Linked DNA regions of Homo sapiens: region 2 is linked to region 1. Evidence: chromatin loops called from intact Hi-C (ENCODE). Cell type or tissue: A673. All regions are shown on one strand.

Region 1 (5,000 bases):
AAACTATTGGGGGTGATGATCTTTAGGAAAGCAGTGGGTTTGGAACTGACCAGCTTTTCCCCTCATCATTTTGGCCATAGTATGGAAACTTAATTAGAGGAAGGCAAGACTAGAGTCAAGGAAACTGGTTAGAGATTCTTTTGATAATTTAGACAAAAGAGGAGGGTGTCCTGAACTTGACTGGTGGCCATGGAAATAAAGATTGGCAAGTTTGAGAAGCCTTTAGGCATTAGAATTGACTTGGTTGGACTGGAGGAAGTAATAATGAGACCATAAACTTGGTGGTGTTGGTGGGTGCACATGAAAGTACTGATGTGTGCTGTGACTGGTAAACCAAATTAAAAACAAAGTTATACCTTTGATCCTCTAGAGTAGCCAGTAACCATACTATATTAAATGATTTTCCCTCTTGATCTTTCAGTGACCCTGTTTCTCCAATAGAGATTTTCCTAACTGGCAGCTCTGGCCTTTCAGAAAAACTTGCTTCACTTCTCCTAATTTTGCTGCAAAACCCAGCCATGGCTTGTTTGCCATTCTGTCAGCCACTATAGTTGACCAGATGATCAAAGAAACTAGAAATGATAGATCCTTTGATTTCCAAAAGTGCACAGAACACACTGAGGACTGTCACAATGCCACCACGCTGAGAAAGAGCTAGATCTGCCTTTTTGACATGATGGGCATTGGTTATTAGGAGTCTTTAGGCTTTGGGAGAGCGATTCAATAAGAGATAAAAGTTTAGACAGAATTTCATTGTTGCCTGGGTTTATGTTAGCCAAGAGAACCTGCTAAAACAATTCTGTATCAATTACCAACAGTGAAGCACTACAGGAGGCAGCTGTGGCATTGCTTCCTTAACCAGTATTTGGATAGTTTTAACTATGGTATTAACTCTCTGTTTCTCAACCATAGTCATCATACAGTGGTCTGAGGTACCTTTCAAGTAGATGATTACAAATAACAAAACACCCAAGTTGGAGATGATTTACTTTTAAAAATTTTTAAATAAATTTAAGCTGATTGAAGATTATCCCTTCCAATGTTCCTCTCACTCACCCATATCTTGATATTGAGTGGATGGAATTTTACCTAGTTTGCTAGAAATTGTCTCTAACACATAACCATTTGTGTGTTATATTACTGTCCTGTGCATGGAGAGAGAAGAGAAGATGTCTGTGTGCACATCATGTGTTTCCTTGTGGAAAATAAAAAAGATCGTGGAACAGTATAACTTAATACATTTTCTCTCTGAATCTGTTATAGTGTGATAACTGTGGCATAGAACCCATCCAGGGTGTTCGGTGGCATTGCCAGGATTGTCCTCCAGAAATGTCTTTGGATTTCTGTGATTCTTGTTCAGACTGGTAAGTGTTTTCTTCATTGTCAGTCTTCAACTTAGACAAGAAAAGAGCTTCTCAGCCATTAGTGAATTTGATTTCCAAACATAGAAAATATTAATACCCACACTTAGTGAATTAAATTTTGTTGTTCTAGGCAATTAATTTTTTTCTGTAATCATACCACATGTCAAGTAACTTTCCGTTGGAGATTTTGATAGATTAATGGATTTAAACAGGGAGAGCTGTGAGGAAGCTTTGTAATACACAGACTAAAATGCATCCACTACCATGTAATGATGTGTGTCTTTTTTTCTTTACAGTCTACATGAAACAGATATTCACAAGGAAGATCACCAATTAGAACCTATTTATAGGTCAGAGACATTCTTAGACAGAGACTACTGTGTGTCTCAGGGCACCAGTTACAATTACCTTGACCCAAACTACTTTCCAGCAAACAGATGACATGGAAGAGAACATCATTTACTAGTCCTCTTCAACACATAGCAATGGTATCATTGTTAATTATGTGCACAGTTTGGAAAGATTCTCTGCTTTCCCAGAAATGACACTCACAGCATGAGAGCTTCCTGAGTGTTCTCGTCAAGTACAGCTCTGCACCGTTGTGGCTCTAGATCACTGTTCAGCAGCTGAACATTCCTGGTGAGCAAAGGTTTCCCTGGTGAATTTTTCACCACTGCGTTTTAGGTGGTGATCTTAAATGGGTGAGATGGAACGAGAGCACACATTAAAGAGAGAGTAAATTCCAAAGGTTTCAAAGAACTTGGTCATAAATATGATAATGAGAAGACAAAGTATTTATATTAAAACAGTTTAGTAGCCTTCAGTTTTGTGAAAATAGTTTTCAGCACAGAAACTGACTTCTTTAGACAAAGTTTTAACCAATGATGGTGTTTGCTTCTAGGATATACACTTTAAAAGAACTCACTGTCCCAGTGGTGGTCATTGATGGCCTTTAGTAAATTGGAGCTGCTTAATCATATTGATATCTAATTTCTTTTAACCACAATGAATTGTCCTTAATTACCAACAGTGAAGCACTACAGGAGGCAACTGTGGCATTGCTTCCTTAACCAGCTCATGGTGTGTGAATGTTATAAAATTGTCACTCAGATATATTTTTTAAATGTAATGTTATATAAGATGATCATGTGATGTGTACAAACTATGGTGAAAAGTGCCAGTGGTAGTAACTGTGTAAAGTTTCTAATTCACAACATTAATTCCTTTAAAATACACAGCCTTCTGCCTCTGTATTTGGAGTTGTCAGTACAACTCATCAAAGAAAACTGCCTAATATAAAAATCATATATATGGTAATAATTTCCCTCTTTTGTAGTCTGCACAAGATCCATAAAAGATTGTATTTTTATTACTATTTAAACAAGTGATTAAATTTAGTCTGCACAGTGAGCAAGGGTTCACATGCATTCTTTTATACTGCTGGATTTTGTTGTGCATCATTTAAAACATTTTGTATGTTTCTTCTTATCTGTGTATACAGTATGTTCTTGAATGATGTTCATTTGTCAGGAGAACTGTGAGAAATAAACTATGTGGATACTGTCTGTTTATATTATAGAATGCTTGTTGTGACTTCCTTTTGGTTAGATTTTGGATTTTTTTTTTTACCAGTGTTAAAACCAGAAATTGGTATTTTTTAAAATGGTTTGCTTCACATATTTAAGAGTTTTCTTTCTGTCATTTATGAAGAATAAGGAATGTATTATGGAAAAGAGGGTGATCTTAAGCAACCCTGTAAAAAATGGTAAAGATTTTTACTCAGTGTGTGCTGAAACACTAAATTAAACTAGCTTACAAAAAGGAAACACGGACCATGGTTAAAGAAAAAGGCAATTATTAATGCTCAGGTGTGAAAACTAAAGTTGAAAATTTTTTTTCTAGTTGTGTCTCATGAAGATAAGCCCCCATGTATTTAAACAGATGGCTTTTGAAAAATCACCTTGTTTCCTGGAAATTACTATTAACTATAGGAAAAGATAGTATAAATATTCTAAGATTGATTGTTATATTTGACCCAATTTTTAGAATCACCTGTTTTTTCCTATTTTAAATCAAGGGAACATTATTTACTAGTTCTCTTCAGTACATAGCAGGGTACTAAAATCATACCCTGAATTTTTTTTAATTGAGAAAAGTAATAGAATTTTAAATATAGAAATATGAGAATTTTAAAGTAATATATTGATTAAAGATCACTGATGATATAGATATAATATATCATAACAGAAGGAAAGTAAATGGACTTGAGCTTAACTTCTCACCCTGGAATTATTAGTGGGTGAAGAGGGGAATCATTAGCATTCTGGGCGTTTTTATATTAAATGTTTTGTGAATATGCCAGAAGATCTGCCTTCAACTTGTAATTAGGCAAGATAGTAATGCTTGATGGTAACTTCTATGTTTGTGTAGAAATAATACCAGTTAGTTTTGGAAAGCCATTCAGATCCATTCAAAAATTCCATAAAGTATGATGTATGCTTTGGAAGAGGGATATGAGTGATACAATTGTTATATAAATGGAATAGACAAACCATTTGAATGCATTTTTCTAGGGCAAACATTTTTTGAGATTTTTGAGTTAAGAAGATTTTTCGGCTTGAGCAGAAGATGTGTTTGTTTTGCATTTTTCAGCTCCAAGGAAACAGCCCCCATGGCTTTAAAAGGCCCTGAAGTTCAGATAGTAGTAGGTAGTGTTTTGTTATTGTTTTAATTTGAGAGTTGCAGGAATAATGGGCAGAGCTGTCATTTGCCGGTAGGCTACCATCTGCCTACATAGAATTATTGGACTGTAAGCTAAAACAGACTGTAAAAGACCTACTTGCTAAAGCATTGCTTATTCAGTGGTATTCAGTAGATAAGATCTATTTCCTGATATATTGTGCTCAAGTTATTTGCACATCTTAAGAAACTTTTAATATCTAAAACCATTGTTGTAAGATTTAGGTAGAGGAGGTTTCCTTTTGTGTGATGCATAATAATAGAAAACACTGATACAGTGTTTACTATGTGCCAAGCAAGCATATGATAACTAATTCTTAACAACTCTATGAGGCAGGGTCATTTATTATCCTGTTGTCATATGAGGAAATCTCGCCAGAGAGAAGTTAATTAACCTGCCCAAGGTCGTATAGTTAGTAAAGTGGTCATGCTTGGATTTTAACCTAGGCAGATTACTTCAGAGTCAGCGTCTGCCTTACTATCCTGTTTCCTGAGCAGGAATTTCCCCTTGTGTCAGGCAACACTAGGTGTTAGGAGTGGAGGTGTGCAGATGTTGCCTTACATTCTGTTTTCCTGATGTGGTGTGCTTCCTAAGAGTACAAACCTGAGCATATGTCCAGGCTTGCAAAGTCTCAGGCAAAGCTGGGACTAAGGCTTGTGTTTCCTGCCTTGGGTAGGATTTTCTTCTATGCATGTTGGGTGCTTCTCACTTAACCTAATAGTATGCCTTGTCTGTTTTCCCCCCTTCCCCTTTTTGTTTAAATTGATTCACAGAACACAAAAATTTACTAGGTATGAACATTTGAAAAAATGGAATAGAGAAAATGGTACATCACATGTAATAAAGATAAATATTGTTTTGTGAAATGTCTTTTTCAATCATAAATATGTGTTGTG
Region 2 (5,000 bases), 55 kb before region 1:
ATTTTTACCATTTGTGTTGGAAAAATTTGATTCAGGTTTTTTTTTTTTTTTTTTGCTATTTTTCATTTGTTTTACATTATCATTCCTTTTAGTTTATTTTGTTTGTTTTGTTTCTTTTGAGACAGGTTCTCACTCTGTCACCCAGGTTGTAGTGCAGTGGCACAGTCTAGGCTCACTGCAGCCTCAGCCCCTCCGGCTCAAGCAATCCTCCCACCTCAGCTGCCTGAGTAGCTGGGACTACAGGTGTGTGCCACCACACCTGGCTAATTTTTTTTTTTTTTTTTTTTTGTGGAGACAAGGCCTCATTATGTTGCCCAGGCTAGTTTTGAACTCCTGGCCTCTTTCCTCGGCCTCCCAAAGTGTTGGGATTACAGGCATAAGCCAGCACACCCGACCCTTCAGTTATTAACGCATTCATATATTTTAACTAAAGGTTCTCAAAACATAATTAAGATTATGCTTAAACTTTTAGTTGGAGGGAAGGATCATGTTACCGTCTTAACATGTGAGATGTGAGATTGAAAAAGTGTAAGATGTCAGTTAAGATTACAATAAAAACTGGAAGTATATTCTTTTTTCTTTTATCGTTATTATATTTATATTTTTTCAAGACAGGGTCTTGCTCTGTTCCCCAGGCTGGAGTACAGTGGTGTGATCATGCCTTACCGCAGCCTCGATTTCCTGGGCACAGGAAATCCTCCTGCCTTGGCTTCCCAAGTAGCTGGGACTACAGGTGCGTACCACCACACGTGGCTAATTTTTATATTTTCTTGTAGAGATGGGGTTTTGTCATGTTGCCCAGGCTGGTCTCAAACTCCTGGGCTCAAGCCATCCGCCCACCTTGGCCTCCCAAAGTGCTGGGATTGCAGGTGTGAGGCACCATGCCTGGACTTTTTTTTTTTTTTTTTAACTTAAATTTAAATTTAAATTTTTATTTCTTAAATTTTTTCCCAAACTCTTTCTTCACTGGATTTTTTTTTTAAAGGGAGGGTCTCACTCTGTCACCCAGGCTCAAGTGCAGTGACACAATCATGGCTCACTGCAGCCTTGAACTCCTGGGCTCAAGTGATCCTCCCGCCTCAGCCTTCTAATTTTATTTAATTTTTTTGTAGAGACAGGCTCCTTCTGTGTTGCCCAGGCTGGTCACGAACTTTGGGTGTCAAGTGATCCTCCCAAAGTCTTGGGATTACAGTTACGAGCCACTGTGCCTGGCCAGTAGTGTTTTTTGAGACACTAATTATAACTAGATAATGTTTTTATTTTCAAGATGCTTATATTATTTAGATCTAGAATCTCACTATATTGTTAAACTTTATCTTTAAATTATTTACCAAATCAAGGTGATTGGGCTAGATTTGAGGAACTCTACAACTGCCTTCCAATTATTTTTCGCTGGCAGTATGATGCTAAGCTTTTGTTTCTACAAAAAAACTTTATTTTGATTTCTGTAGTTATAATTAGTGTATTATATACATGGTTTTGGACTCACTTCTTTCTGTGTTCTTGCCCTTATTTTTGGCACTGCTTAGGCTTCAGTTACTGGCTTTGTTCTTCCTTTGCATCCTCTCTCTGGGTGTTCCCACTCACTGCTGTGGCTTAAATTACTATCTATATACTGATGAATTTTGAAATGCCTATCACCAGCTTAGATTATTCTTGAGTATCAGACCATTTAGTGGATAGCTGCATTTCCATGTCCCATAGTATACCCAGTGGAACATGTCTGAAACTGAACTTACTGCTTCTTTCATACTCACATTGAATATTCACGTTTTTTCCTTGATTTGGTGGAGTCTTTTACTTGCCCAATCCAGAAAAAGCAAAGTATTCTTCAACTACTTGTTTACTACACCTTCCTCTCCTACTGTTCTTACTGATTCAGCTCAGTTTCCTTCCTTCCTTCCTTCCTTCCTTCCTTCCTTCCTTCCTTCCTTCCTTCCATTCTTTCGTTCTTTCTTTCTTTCTAATGTAGGCCACTGTCATCTCTTTTCTGGATTACTTAACATACTTCCTTATTTGCTTTCTGTGGTGCTAGTTTACTTTGCCAATGAATTCTTATACTGTAGCTGGAGTAAATGTCTTAGAATAAAATCGACTCTTTAAAATGAATCATTGCATGATTTTTAAACATGTCTTTTACTGTCTGCCTCTCACTGTACATTCTATTCCAATTGAATCTTGATTTCCTTAGTTCCTTAATTATGTTCTCTCATTCTAGGCCCTCCTCATATGCCTAACTGCCTGCTCTACCTTTTCCCTGTTTTCTTGATTATTGTGCTACTTCTACAAAGCCTTTCTGAATTTAGACATCATATTCTCTGAGAAATCTTATCTTTAGGCCTGATTATTAGTTGCTCCTTGTGTGCTGTGTTGTAGTTATAATTGCCTGTAAATGTGTACAAGAGACCATAAGCTCTTTGAGAGAATCATGTCTGTCTGGTTGGTTGATGTATCGGTGGTGAAATTTCAAGCATTATACTGCTTTGAAAATGTCAGAGAAAAATTTAGCATGCTTTTCATAGTAGAAAAATTTAAATACCATTATTTGACTTTCAAGATTCTGAATTTTATATAGTGTTAGTGATTTTTTAACATTTAAATTTTCGAAAGAAAAATATGCGATATCATCATTCATATGGTTAATTTAACTCAGCTATGTGGAGACATATAAGAGGAGTCTCATGTTTACAGATGAGTTGTCCGAGTTTGTTACCTAGTGGTAAAATCATGTTTTTACATGGTCATATAAGAAATGTAAGTTCAGTTTTTAATAATACCAGACTCCCAAAGAGAAGTCATTGTGTTATAAAATAAATTTAGGTTTGGTATTATCAGAATGTTTTATATGATTGTAAATACAATTTTACAATCTAGAGTTTTGCCAGTAGGCATTAGAAGCCTACAGAGTGGTTAAGAATTTGATTGTGGTTGTCTTTACTGAATTGAAGGACTTGAAAGAAAATGTGTGTCCTTGCCTTTTTATGTGTGTCTGTTCTATTAAAGATTTTCAGTAGAGGATAGTACTCAACTTTCTTGGTTAAAAACTCATAATTTTGAGTAGATGCTACAATTAATTTAAAATGACATGTGCTGTGTCTTTGCAGTTACTATGAAATGATAGCCTACATATAGTTTAACATACATGTAGTTTGGGCTATATTTGAGGTATGTTGTTTGTTACAGTATTAGTTTTTAACTAGAAGTTACTAACTTGCCTCTGTTATATGAAACTTTTATGTATTTGTAATACTAGAATAAGAGGTAAACATTTTAGATTTTACAGTGGATTGTTTCATAGAATAGGTAATCTAAAATTCTGGAGTAGGGAAATATCAAGGGAATCTTGATCTGACTGGTTGTCAGGGGTTTTTTTCTAGATGATTGTGAAATTTTTATTCTGTTAGCTATAATATAGTTGCATTTAGCTTTCTATTTTAAGAGAGAAAACTCAAGAATTCTGTGGCATATATTTAGAAAAGCAGAACCTAGGGATAAATTGAAAAGGTCATCTTTTAAGGTCTGTTCCCATAAGAATCTTTGAGTCTTCAGGGGAAAAAGACCATTTTTTGAAGGTTATAATAATGTGATTAAAAAACACTGACAGATTGTTTTAAAATTTCCTATACAAGTTACTTAAATTCAGTGACTAGTAAATAACTTCTTTAAGCTATTTAAAACTAACAAGGACAATAAAGTTAAGGTAATCAGAACTTGTTTGCAGCTTGTTGCAGGAATCAGAAATTCACTCAGAGTATCTCAAACAACAAAGGGGTTTATTTTAAATAAATGATAGCAAACAATCTTGCGAATACTCATGATCAGAAAACAAATTCGAGGCAGACCTCATGAAATTATAACCTGTCAGTATTCAAGATTATATATACTCTCTCACCACTGCTTGTCTTTGTACAGTACAGGCTAGTTTTTCTTATTTTATTAATGTTTTTTGCACACTTTCTTCCTTTCCCCTGAAATTTCATTTTGCAGATGGCATTGGCTTCCTACTGTGCTTGTCATGATCCCAACTTTATATGACATTTTATTCCCAGAGCCTCGTCACAGTCTCTAAAGAGAACCTGGTTCTTGACTATCCAATAGATTGGCTTCCTTGGTCAGTCCATCCCTGGCCGAATTATCAATTGTCAGGGGTGGGATTATTGGACAAAAAAAAAAAAAAAAAAAAAAAAAAAAGGCTGCATTGGTCTACTCTTCTAGAGCAAGGGTATATCTTCCAGCAAAAAGGTATGTGGGCAGGTTGGTAGGCTGCCAAAACATGCCCATTATAGACCATTTAGCTTTTTGGGTAAAATTGTACTCTTGGTCAATTGTTTATAAAATAAGATATGGAAACACTAATACATTGCTGGTTGCAGGGTAAAATGGTGCACCCACTGTGGATAACAGTTTGGTGGTTCCTCAATAAGTTAAACATAGAATTACCATATGATTCAGCAATTCCACATTTATTTATTTATTTTTTGAGATGGAGTTTTGCTCTGTCACCTAGGCTGGAGTGCAGTGGTGCAATCTTGTTTCACTGCAACCTCCGCCTTCTGGGTTCAAGTGATTCTCTTGCCTCAGCCTCCCAAGTAGCTGAGACTACAGGTGCTTGTCACCACGCCTGGCTAATTTTTTTTTTTTTTTTTTTCAGTAGAGGCAGGGTTTCACGTGTTGGCTTGGCTGGTCTCCAATGCCTGACCTCAAATGATTCACCCACCTGGGCCTCCCAAAGTGCTGGGATTACAGGCATGAGCCACCACGTCTGGCTCAGCAATTCCACTTTTAGATGTATACTCCAAATAATGAAAGATAGGTGTTTAAACATGAACTTGTACACAGATGTTCACAGCAGCACAATTCACAATAGCCAAAAGGTAGAAACAGTTCAAGTGTCCATCAGCTGATGAATGGATACACAAAACAAGGTATATCAATACAATGGAATTGTATTCAACTGTAAAAAGGAATGAAGCTGCAATATGAATGAATCTTGAAACCAT

What was found. Hi-C counts contacts between places; a loop is a spot of excess contacts. Peaks named below come from ENCODE experiments on the same cell type or tissue, not always from the same donor. Only the 100,000 strongest peaks of a DNase experiment are listed, where the experiment ranks them.
Region 2: it touches region 1 in a loop (6-fold over the local background); 2 of 110 quality-filtered maps call a loop at or near these places.

Annotation. Positions count from the first base shown.
Region 1 is chr1:77,562,445-77,567,444 of GRCh38, reverse strand. It overlaps ZZZ3 (zinc finger ZZ-type containing 3), which reads left to right. Exons shown (of 15, transcript NM_015534.6): 14 at 1,264-1,364; 15 at 1,661-5,000. The coding sequence ends at 1,805. Among named protein-coding and RNA genes, the nearest start is that of ZZZ3, 120 kb to the left of the region's middle. In A673, no CTCF peak of the experiment used is centred here; a DNase peak (open chromatin) is centred at 1,944; H3K27ac peaks cover 2,713 bases.
Region 2 is chr1:77,617,425-77,622,424 of GRCh38, reverse strand. All of the region lies in intron 5 of ZZZ3 (zinc finger ZZ-type containing 3), which reads left to right. Among named protein-coding and RNA genes, the nearest start is that of ZZZ3, 63 kb to the left of the region's middle. In A673, no CTCF peak of the experiment used is centred here; a DNase peak (open chromatin) is centred at 1,884; H3K27ac peaks cover 4,645 bases.